2 separate regions of the Homo sapiens genome follow, and region 2 is linked to region 1. The links are chromatin contacts, found by Hi-C or POLR2A ChIA-PET in ENCODE. All regions are on one chromosome and are shown on one strand. The core of a region is the stretch at or near the end of the contact, and the rest is flanking DNA. Distances in the headings are between cores, read along the strand shown. Region 1 overlaps A2M (alpha-2-macroglobulin). Region 2 has its middle 21 kb from the start of A2M.

Region 1 (5,248 bases), core at 2,597-5,096:
AAGGCAAAGGAAAAAAATCGCAGCATCTAGTGGTCTTTTCCTGAAGGAAGTAGCACTCAATATAAGGTTCCCACTGCCATATACAATCTTTGAGTAGAGAATTATCTCTAGCAGTTTTTTGCTCACCTAATGACTTTGGGGTTACTGCCCAGGACACAGTTTGCCGCCCGTTTGCACAGATGCAGTGAGGCGCTTGTTCCTTCTCCACTGGGACAGCTAGGAAGGCGGGAGAGGCTTCCAGCTGCACACTGACCTGAAACCACACATAAGAAAGGGAGTAGAGAGGGAAGGAGAACAGAGGGAGAATGGGTTTGAAGTAAAGCATCTTGAGGAATTGGTTAGATTTCAGGTTGCCTCACATTAAAGATGATATAAATGAAGATCAAGTACCTGAAATATATTTAAGTGGATCTTAATGTATCAGATTTACACAGGTAAATCTGAGTTATTTTGGAAGCAACCTGCTCTTTCACATGATGGGACCAGAGGAAGGGAAAGGTAATGATGGCATGCTGCTCTACCTCTTTGGTCTGGAACTTTGACCATTCCCCCGGATCTCCCGGCAGAGGATACAAGACTTATAAACAGTTATGGTTTCAGCAAAGGTAAGATGCTCACAAACGACTTTTAAAATTAGGTTTAATATAATGAATGAGCTACGAAAAGTTAAATATATGAGATCGTAGAGGTTGAAACCTTGTAGAATCTGTCATGAGAATAGAGTACTGACTTTTGTCACCCCTGTCAGAATTCTTCATACCACACAAATACTAACTTTGAAGGGTTATAAGGGCTAGAAACTTGCTTTATGGTGCAATTTGGTATTTGGAGATCTCAAAACCTGTAACTTTTACAATCATGAATATCTAGTAAGCATATTTTGCATACAAGAGTTTGCAGTATTCCTAGGAATGCAACTTTTAATTTACTTGATGGCTACCTTGTATTTAATTTAGGAAAGAGATCCTTACCCGGATGCATTTGGGAAGGTAGTTTAGGACCGTGGCCTTGAGTGTGAAGGCCTCTCCACGAATCACAGAGTAAGGCATTGTGAGCTCCACAAAGAAGGGCTGGAAGGCTCGGAGAGAGGCAGTGGAAGAGATACCAAGTCCAGCATCTTCAGACAGGCAGAAGGCCCCTGCCTTCCACTCGGTGATGGTGTCAGGGACTGTTACTCCTACCTCAGCCACACCTGCTGAGCTGGAGAGGAGTGTAAGTGAAGAACAGAAAGTAAGCAGTTAAATACATCCTTTCTAGGGAGAGAATCCCTAGGAATGATTCTACTGCCATGACTTAAAAACACTCAATAGAAATACCAATAATGGAGAGTATAATCAAGGATTGAGATGGGAATATAAGTCCTTTTCTTCCAACTGTTTTTAATTGTAGTATATCAGAATTGTAGCATAATCTTTTACAGACAATATAGTTATAAATTTAACATGCAGTTTGAGATTGTTCTTAAGTTCTCTTCTCTAAAATGCTATTTCACTGAGGGCTGCTTTATAATTTTAAATTCTACTACTATTGTGTATAGTGGGCCTGACTGAATCTGTATTTAACTCAGGATTGCTAACCAGTGAGGGATCTCTTACAGGCAATCTGTGCAGTCCTTGGTTGTATTAGGTCCTTATGCCCATTTTCTGGAAATCTTAGAATTAAATTTGCACAAAATTTTTTAGCTCTGATGCAATTAGATTAGTAAGACTTCTTAGCTGATGTATTTATGTTAAACATCTCCTGAAATTAGCAATGCGTTTGAAAGAAGTACTTCAGTACTGAAAAATTAGCTAACAGCTCCCAGTTTCTCCCTGGAAGGGCTTCGTCTACCCACTTTATCAGTTGCTGACTGAGTGTTGGGCTTCTAACTAGCCTGCACTGGGAAGCAGAAGGAGCAGGGAAACGACAGACTTACAGGAAGGCTGAAAAGCAGTAAGGGCACTTCCCATGCCTCCTTCCCCTGGCTCGCCCCACGGATAAAACCAGGTCTGAACATACCCCTGGGAATAATTTGTCTATGCATCAAGCACCCCAATGTTTACAGCTCGTACCTAAGGGTCTGGCTCCTAAATCACCTAGCTCCAGGAGTAGATGGAGCTCTGCAATCAGGAGTCTCCCTAGACCACAGTGAACACAGAGGTGGTTTTAAATAGGCCTTTGAGCAATGCCAGTGGCTACCCGCCCCCACCACCCCTTGGCTCAATACAGAGAGAACAGGCAAAATCTCCCATTTCTGGCTGTCTCCTAAGGGTTGGGCTTCTAAACAGCCTGCATCTGGGAGTGAAAGGGAGAAGTAAACAAGACTCCAGGAGCCTGAAAGGGAGTATATGGCCATTCCGGCTCTTTCTCTCCACCTGCCCCACTGGCTTGTTTCACGGATAAAACTCTGTTTCCAGTGTCTCTCTGGAAGGAATTTGTTCACTCCCCTTGGTGCAAATGTACATTGCCACAGCCATTATGGAAAACAGTATGGAGATACCTCAAAAATTTTAAAATGGAAACTACCATATGTCCCAGAAATCCCTCTTCTGGGTATACTCCCAAAGGAAATGAAATAAGCACCTTGTAGAGATATATGTGTTTTGGTGTTCATTACAGCATTATTCACAGTTGCCAAGATATAAAAACAACCTAAGTGTCTGGGTGAATGGATAAATAAATTGTGGCTATGCGTAATGGAATATTATTCAGCCTTAAGTGGAAGAAGATCCTGCCACTTGTGACAACATGGATGAACCTGGGGGAGATTATGCTAAGTGAAATAAGCCAGACACAGGACAAGTACTGCGTGATCTTACTTGTATGTGGATGCTAAAAGAAGTTGAATACATAGGAACAGAGAGTAGAAAGGTGGTTGGGGTTGCAGGGATGGGAAGAAGCAGGTCAAAGGGTACAAAGTTGAAGTTACGTAGGATGAATAAATTTAGAAATCTAAAGTACAGCATGAGGACTGCAGTTGATAATACTGTATTGGATACTGAAACTTGGCTAAGAGGATAGATTTTAGGTGTGCTTGCTATGCACACAAAAATAGGTAACAATGTGAGCTAATGGATGTGTTAATTTGCTTGACTGTAGTAATCATTTCACTATGTGTATGTGTATATATATATATCAAAACATCATGTTGTACATCATAAACATATAAAACAATAAAAACAGAAAAACTAGCAAAGAGTTGAAAATAGTCAGGGACCTCTATTGTTGCATATTGCATATGCAGGAAGTTACTTACTTTACCACCACCAAATCCCAGATCCATGTCTCAGGGAAGTACTTTCGTACGGTCTCCGTGTGAGGCTCTTCAACATGCACCAGGCGTGCATGGCCTCTTCCCATTACATCTGACTCTATGGTGAGTGAGGAAGAAGACATTACAATAAACATACAGATAAAGCTTATGAGAGAATGTAATAGTTGCCACCAAAAAAAAAAAACAAAAAACAAATCGTCTGATGAAATAGAGAGGAAGGAGGAGAGGGCGCTTGGGTCATCAAGGAAAGCTTCTTTGAGGAGGAAATATGTTGGTTGACTTAACAAGCCAGGAGAGGCCGGGCGCGGTGGCTCATGCCTGTAATCCCAGCACTTTGAGAGGCCGAGGCCGAGACGGCGCCACTGCACTCCAGCCTGGGCGACCTGAGCGACAGAGTGAGACTTCGTCTCAAACAAACAAACAAACAAACAAACAACAAAAAAAAACAAGAATAAGCTAGGAGTGAGCTGGGGGAGGAGGGTCATAAGCAGAGGCTATAGAGACTTTGGCAGACAGAGGCTTGGATTGTCTGTGGGGCACAAGGACTCTGTGGAGTCCTATGTGGCTGCTGCCGCTGTGCTAAGTGGAGAGTGTTATGACACAAGGCCGTGAAGAGGGGCAGGAATCCAAGTTTCCATTGGTGTGCTCCTCTGCAGGAGCAAGGAAAAACTGACACACATGTTATGACAGTGGCTTTGAGAAACAGTTTACAGGAGGGAAAAGTTTAATAATAATAAAGACTTTTTATTCTCTATCGTGTCAGAAGATTACAGTTAGTTTCCTTCACTCTATTCACCTTCTATTAAGGGTGTGCTGGTCAATATTTCACAACCAGCTCTCTGGAAAAAAAAATTGTGCATATATATATATATATATATATATATATATATATACCTATACATGCATAAATTTACTATATATCTTACTGATAAAGGATTATACAATATAATTTATAAATAATAAAATATGCGGTAGGCTTCATAGTGAATTCCATAGAGCCAACTGATTCTCCTTAAATGCTTTCCTTGATTTTTGACCCTCTTTTCTCTGTACTCAACTTATCCTCAATCATGATTTGACAATATGGGACTATAAATAAATGCTTGATTACTATTCAGTTCATCAAAGAAGTAGCTCATGTCATTGATGAATGTGTGTGGTTCCAACATAAATATTGGCTGATGTTTTGGGGAAGTTGAACAGCTTTTTTACCTGACTGATGGAGAATGTAGTGTTGTTGTGTGAACATTTCTATTTCTGTTTACACTAATCCTACGCTTGGAAACTTTCTCTTTCCTTTCAGCCTAACACATGTACCTCCATTTACTAGAATTTGAGTTTATATTACTATATGACCTTGAGCAATAACCTTAATATGTATGACTCACATGTCCTTTTTGTTTGTTAATTTTTGTCACATTGTATCTTTTAAAAAATTTAAAATTTGGTGAATATATTAGGCAATATATATTTATTAATTTTTTGTTTACCATAAAAACCTACACGTAGACCTTCAGGTCCATGCATTTCATACTGTTGAAGCTGTGGACACATTTTGGGTTTACGAATCTTTGAGTTGGTGAATGCCTTTAAGCCCATGTCCTGCAAAGAAAATTATCATCTAATCAGTAAATATATATTATAAAATATACATAGGTAGCTACTTCTTTTTATTGAATTTGACAAGCAATCCAGTTAACTTAAATTAAACTTTTAACATTCACATCTGTAGAAGGGATATTTATATACTTAAGGATGTAATTTTATTCTTTTCATTAAACTCTTTCAACAGTAATTATTTTGTATATGTGATTTTAATAAACATCACAGAGCAATTAATTCCTGTGAAAAAAGAAAACTTGAATAATACTCCAAAAAGTTCCAGCTTAGTTCAGCAGCTTTTCGCAGATCTGCTGCTATTAGTAGAGAAGCCACTTACCTCTTTATATCCCATTACCCTCAACTAGGACATGAAGGCATTCAAATACAGACTCT
Region 2 (7,005 bases), core at 722-3,221, 41 kb after region 1:
ATCAAAGTATATAAACAAATAAATTAAATAAGGTAATTCCATATGATGATAAATGCTGTGAAAGAAAAAAATGTTTCTTTTCTTCCCTGAACATCCAGGGAGATCCAACATAGATTGTGCATTCAGTCAAGACCTCTCTTATGATATGGCATTTAAGCTGGGAATTTATCCTTGCAAAAAGGGAGAGGGCAAGTTATACAGCATTATAGGCAGAGGGAAGCATGTGCTAAACTCCCCAGACAGAAATAAAGTATTCAAGATTAGAGAGAGGGCCAATGTGCTGACACATCATCACCAAAGAGGGGAAAAGTATGAGGCAAGAGAATCACGGTGAAAATAGCAATCTGGGAGCTACCTATACACACTATTAAAAGTTGTAGAAATGAATGAAGAAAATGTAGAGTGCAAAGAACAAGCAGCATAGATCTAAATCTAGAAGAATCTCAACATTTAGAGATCTGATAAAGAAGAAGATATCCAGAAACTGGTCTGTGGAGGAGGGGCCTCAGAAGAAAAACAGAAAAGTGTTATTTTACAGAAATCAAAGGTAGAGATTGTCCTAGGAAGTATAGATTGTTGGGTTTAATGCTGCTGGCAAGAAGCCTGCTCTCAATATCAACCTTGGTAGAATTGGAAGGAAGTCTACAGAACTCTTCTTTCCCTGGTTAGACTTTGCCTGTCTTGGTCTCAATAACTATCATGGCAGAATTGCAGAATTGCACAAGGGACTACAGAACCCATGGTGTTGTGGAGAAGAATGCCACTTCCAATCTCTCCATCATTCCCCACCTCAAGTGCTTGACTCCGGTCTCAAGATGGAGGCTATAATCCAGACCTCTTCGTAAGAGAAAATCAAACTAATGCCTATACACCCATACATCTCTATTTACTTCGGTTGCTACAAGAAAAAGACACCAGGTGTCTTTTTTCTTTTAAAAATTTTATTTTATTGTGGTAAGAACATTTAACATGAGATCTCCCTTTTAACAAATTGTAAGTGTACAATATATTATTGTCGACTATAAGTACAACATTGTAGAGCAAATCTCCAGAGCTTATTTACCTTGCTTCACTGAAATTTTATGTCCATTGATTACAAACTCCCCGTTCCCTCTTCAGTTTAGCCCCTGATAACCACTGTTTTACTCTTTGATTCTATGAATTTGGCTGTTTTAGATAAATCATGTAAGTGGAATCATGCAGTATTTGTCTTTCTGTGACTTATTTCACTGAGCATAATGTCCTCAAGATTCATTAGTTTTGTCGTATACAGAATTTTCTTCTTTTTAAAGAAGTTCGCCCTTCGGTGCTGGAAAGGCAACTGTTGGGATCTTCAGAGGCTCTGCAGCCAGGGGTGGAGGCAGCTGGGGAGGTCCTAGCCATGTAACCAAACCGCCATCGCTCCTCTCTTCCTCTCTTCTGCCTCTTCCTGTCTAGAAAATAACTTTTTTACTCTAATGAAAGAAAAAAGTAGCTGTCTGCCCCTCACACCCTTTCTTCCTGTCAGCCCTCTGCTCTGTGAGGAAGCCCTGGGGGCTGCTCAGCTGCTGAGGCAGCGCAGCCGAGCCCCGGCGTTCCCGGGCCGCCCCACCTCTGCCTCCTTGCATCCCTTCTACCCCAGAGCCACCACCAGGGTAGGCGAGATGGCCGCCTCCATGTCCTTCGTCTCCAAGTTTCTCCACAGCAAAGGGCTCACGAACGGGCAACAGCTGCAGACCTTCAGCCACAGCCTGCAGGAACTGCTGACAGAACATTATAAACATCACTGATTCCCAGAAAAGCCATACAAAAGATCAAGTTATCTTTGTATTCGCATCAACCATGAAATGGATCCCCTGGACAGGCAGCACAGTGGATTGGACCGAGCAGTCAGGAGCTGTTCAAGCTTTTCCCAAGTGAACTCACACTCTGGGTTGGACTCACGCTCACCTCAACCTATGAGATGTCTGTCCTGCAGAATTGGAGAAGATGGCTCCATCTGTGTGCTGTATGAAAGCCCCACCAGCAGGGGGTAGCACTCAAAACAGCACCGACATACAAATGGTAGACAGCTGAATAAACTGTAAGGACGAATTTCTCTTGGGCAGAACCAGCCCTTCCAAAAACTACAGTATGATGACTGTATCAGGTTAAGATGGATCATCTTATAGTGCATGGATAAATTTGATTTTGGCTTTGGGTGGGCTCCTATTGGGGATGGATTATGGAATTTAAACCATGTCACAGCTGTGAAGATCCGGCACAAGATAGAGTGGTAAACATTTTTTTAAAAGTGACAGTGCCATAGTTTGTACAGTATCTTTCAATAATTTAATAGCCTATGAGTCCAAGTAAATGATCACTTTATTTGCTAGGGAGTGAAGTCCTAGAGTGATTTCAGCTTCTCCCAGACATACTTAAATTTTTACATCAATTCCTTTAAAGAAAATCCGTATGTCAAAGAACCTTTCTCTGTAGTAGATCTCGCAGAGGAATTTGAACTATCACACTTGAAAATTATTGTTTACCTTTTTGGCAGCTCAATAGGGGAGCTCAACGTTTTAAACATAGTAGTACTGGAAATTTTACGACAAGACTTTTACCTAGCAAATATTTCTAAATGTACATAAAGACAAGCTAGCAAACATGACCTGGGAAAATGGTCAGACTTTGTATTGTGTTTTTGACCTTGAAAGTAGCAAGTGACCAGAATCTGCCATGGCAACGGGTTTTTAAAAAGACCCTTAGAAAGACTGTTTCAACTGTGGTGTTGGCACCAGCCAGCTCTACGTACATTTGCTAGCTTGTAGTTTTCTAAGACTGAGTAAACTTCTATTTTAGAAATTGGAGGTCTGGTTTGTAACTTTCCTGGGTAAAAGTATTTTCATCTATTTTGTGAACTTTGTTAATCATCTTTTATTTGGTAAATTATGAATGGGTATACATTTGTACAGTTCGTGTATATTGATTGTGGCAAAGTTGTATTGATTTCTATATTTTGGATGAGAAATTTTTCTTCTGTAATAAATTGTTTCTTATCTTGGCATTTAAAAAAGGCAATATTCCATTGTGCATGTGTGTGTGCATATATGTGTGCATATATATATGCATGTATATATAATATGCATATACATATATACAAATATAGATGAATATATACACCATGTTTCCATAGCAGTTGCACCATTTTGCATTAACACCAACAGTATACAAAGATTCCAGTTTTCTCCACATCTTTGCCAACCACTTGTTGTCTTTTATTTGATAATAGGCATCCTGACATGTGTGAAGCGATATCTCATTGTGGTTTTGATTTGCATTTCCCTGATTAGTGGCATTGAGCATTTTTTCATATACCTATTGGCCATTTGTATGTTTTCTTTTGAAAGATGTCTACTCAGATCCTTGCCCATTTTAAAGTCATGTTATTAGTTTTTTTGCTGTTGAGTTGAGTTGTAGGAGTTGCTTATATGTTTTGGATAGCAACCCCTTGTCAGACACATGGTTTGCAAATATTTTCTACCATTCCATATGTTGTCTTTTCACTTTGTTGATTATTCCTTTGCTTTGCAAGAGCTTTCCAGTTTGACATAGTTCAACTTATTTGTTTTTGTTTTCGTTGTCTGTGATTTTGGTGTCATATCCAAGAAATCATTGCCAAGACCAAGATCATAAAGCATGTCTTTTATTTTTTCTTATATCAGTTTTACAGTTTCAGGCCTTACTTTTATGTCTTTAATCCACTTTGAGTTAATTCTTGTGTATGGTGTAAGATAAACATCAAATTTTATTGTTTTGCTTATGGATATACAGTTTTCTCCACACCATTTGTTGAAGGGACTATCCATTCCCCCTAGTGTATTCTTGGTACCCTTGTCAAAGACCAGTTGACCTTTTATGGGTGCATTTATTCCTGAGATCTCTATTCTGTCATTGATGTTTATCTGTCTTTATGCCAGCACCATACTGTTTTGATTACTGTGGTTTTGTACTAAATTTTGAAATTAGGAAGTGTGAGTCCTCCAGCTTTCTTCTTCTTTCTCAAGATTGATTTTGTTATTTGTGGTGTTTTCTCATTCCCTATAAATTTTAGGATTTCCTTTTCTATTTTTTTAAACAATACCAATGTGATTTTGACAGGGGTTGCATTGAATCTATAGATTGCTTTTGATATTATGGTTATTTTGACAATAGTAAATCTTCCAATCAATGAACATGGTATATATTTTTATTTAATTGTGTCTTAATTTCTTTCATCAATGTTTTTGTTTCCAGACACAGGTCTTTCACTTCCTTGGAAAAGTTTTTCCTTAAGTATTTAATTCTTTTTTGTGCTATTGTAAATGGGATTGTTGTCTTAATTTCCTTTTCAGAGTTTATTGCTAGTGTATAGAAATGCAACTGATTTTTGTAAGTTGATTTTGTAGCTTGCAATCTTACTGTATTTGTGTATTAGTTTTAACAGTTTTTTAAAATGGAGCCTTTGGGATTTTTAATACATAATATAATGGCATCAGCAAACAGGAAAAAGTTTATCTCTTCCTTTCTGATTTGGTAGGCTTTAATTTATTTTTCTTACCTAACTGTTCTGGCTAGGGCTTTGGTTCTATATTGAATAAAAGTGGCAAGAGTGGGCATCATTGCCTTGCTCCTGTTCTTAAAGGAAAAGCTTTCAACTTTTCACCGTTGAGTCTGATATTATCTATGGGCCTTTCATATATAGCCTGTATTATGTTGAGATACTCTCCTATTTATAGTTTCTTGAGAGTTTTTAACATGAAAGAATGTTGAATTTTGTCAAATGCTTTCTCTGCTTGTATTTATATAATTATGTGATTTTTTTTCCCTTTATTCTGTGAATGTGGTACAAATTTATACATACTGAACCATCCTTGCATCCTGGGAATAAATACTACTTGGTCATGATGTATGATCCCTTTAATGTGCTGTTGGATTCTATTTCCTAATATTTTTAAAATATTTTTTGCATCTATATTCATCAGAGATATTGGCCTGTCATTTTTTTTTTCTTGTAGTGTCCTTGTCTGGCTTTGGTAGCAGTGTGCTACTGGCCTTATAAAATGAGTTTGGAAGTGTTCTCTCACTTTTTGGAAGCATTTGAGACTGATTGGCACTTTTTTAAAAAAATGTGTATTAGAATCTACCTGTGAAGCTATCTGATCCTGGGTTTTTATTTGTTAGAAGGATTTTTGTTATTCATTAAATCTCCATACTAATGATAGGTCTGTTCAAACTTTCTTGATTTTTACTTTTGACATGTTTTGTGTATTTGGGAATTTACACAATTCTTCTAGGTTATTCGATTAGTTGACATATTTGTTCACTTATGATCATTTTTATTTCTAAAAGAGCAGTTATAATGTATCTTCTTTCATTTCTTTTTTTTTAGTCTAAATAAGGGTGTGTTAATTATTTTTTTCAAAAAACCCACTGAGCCTCTTTGATTTTTTTCTTTTCTTGTTTTATTTATTTCTTCTCTAATTTTTGTTATTTCTTTCTCTGCTAATTTTGAGCTTAGTTTGTTCTTTTTCTAGCCTCTTGAAGTATAAATTTGGGTTGATTATTTTAGATCTTTGTTCTTTGTTAATGTAGGTATTTATCACAGTAAACCTCCTTCTTAATAGTGCTTTTGCTGAATACCATAATTTTAGTGTTTTTTATTTTTGTTTTCATTTGTATTAAGGCACTTTAAATTCCTTCTTGATTCCTTCTTTCACTCAATGACTTTTCAAGAGTCTGTTGTTTAATATCTATGTATTTTTTATTTTTCCAGTCTTCCTTCTGTTATTGATTTATAGTTTAATTTTGTTGTGGCCAGAAAGACACTTGGTGTGATTTCAATCTTTCTAAATTTGTTATAACTTATTTTGTGACTTAATATGTGACTTATCCTGGGGAAGGATCTGAGTGCACATGAGAAGAGTATGTATTCAGCTGCTGTTTGGTGGAATATTCTGCATATGTCTGTTTGGTCCATTTGGTCTATTGTGTTATTCAAGTCTGCTGTTTTCTTATGGATACAGATTTCTGTCTGAATGATGTATCCATTATTGCAAATAGTATTGAAGTTTCCTACTATTATTTTATTGCTCCCTATTTCTCTTTTCTGTTTTTCCAATGTTTGCTTTATATATTTAGGTGTTCTACTGTTGGATGCATATATAATTGTAATTGTTATATATTCCTGTTGAATTGACCCTTTTATCATTATAAAATTTCCCTTTTGGTCTCTTGTAACAGTTTTTAACTCAGTCTATTTTATCTGATATAAGTGTAGCCACTCCTCCTGTAAGAGTTAAAGAAAGAGGAAAGAAACATGAAAAATGGCTCAACAGTGAAAGACAGGTTTATTTTGGAGAATAAACCTGAGAGGGGATTCTGACCAATTTTTGGTCAGGACCACTCTCTCTTACAGACTAAGAGTATTTAAGGGTTTTAGGGTAAGAGAGCTTATCACAGGCTTGGAATGTTTCTGTGTGGAGGAGAAGTTTATTGTGGGGTTGGAATGTCTCTGGTCAGAGGGGAGGTTATCTTGGGGCTGCATCTCTCTGGCCGGAGAGGAGGTTATCTTGGGATGGGCATGTCTCTGGCTGGGGAGGGGTTTATTTTCGTGTTGGAATGTTTCTGGTCAGAGATGTCATTTGTGGTTTATGGTCATGCTGACATTAGCCATTAGGCTGATGCCCTTTGGGGCAGTTTTTGGGTAGTTGTCTGTGAAATGGCCATGATCCTGTCAGTTAAAAATCTCTGGAAAAGATTAATTAGGCAGGGTAAGAACATTAGTCCTAGGCATAGTAGTAGGGGGGGGCCCAGGAATGGGATGACCCATGCTATGGTTTTTTTCCCAAATCAAGAATCCATTTGGTTGTTTTGGAATTCCCTTAGCTCTTTGGCCCTTTCTTTAAGTTATTTAGCAGTGTTTCTTACTCGGCCCAATTGGTTGAGATAGAAGCAACATTCCTTACCTAATGAGAGGCAGAGGCACATGTTTGGAAAGGGCCACGT

What was found. Hi-C counts contacts between places; a loop is a spot of excess contacts on that map. ChIA-PET counts read pairs that join two places held with the same protein, here RNA polymerase II (POLR2A).
Region 2: a map of sciatic nerve shows a loop between it and region 1 (5-fold over the local background). The contact joins two enhancer-like sites. A Hi-C loop is called at or near these places in 2 of 168 maps with a recorded cell type or tissue (endothelial cell of hepatic sinusoid and sciatic nerve). POLR2A ChIA-PET finds 5 or more read pairs at or near these places in 1 of 52 experiments (HepG2).

The regions. Positions count from the first base shown.
Region 1 is chr12:9,090,230-9,095,477 of GRCh38, forward strand. It overlaps A2M (alpha-2-macroglobulin), which reads right to left. Exons shown (of 36, transcript NM_000014.6): 17 at 4,744-4,855; 18 at 3,236-3,350; 19 at 972-1,200; 20 at 127-253. It also overlaps a transcript of KLRG1 not described here. Among named protein-coding and RNA genes, the nearest start is that of A2M, 23 kb to the right of the region's middle. Within about 2 kb of position 3,847, at least 3 of the 41 ENCODE cell types and tissues checked have a DNase peak (open chromatin) inside an H3K27ac peak, as active enhancers do.
Region 2 is chr12:9,133,465-9,140,469 of GRCh38, forward strand. It overlaps a transcript of KLRG1 not described here, the pseudogene BTG1P1 and a transcript of PZP not described here. Among named protein-coding and RNA genes, the nearest start is that of A2M, 21 kb to the left of the region's middle. Within about 2 kb of position 1,972, at least 4 of the 41 ENCODE cell types and tissues checked have a DNase peak (open chromatin) inside an H3K27ac peak, as active enhancers do.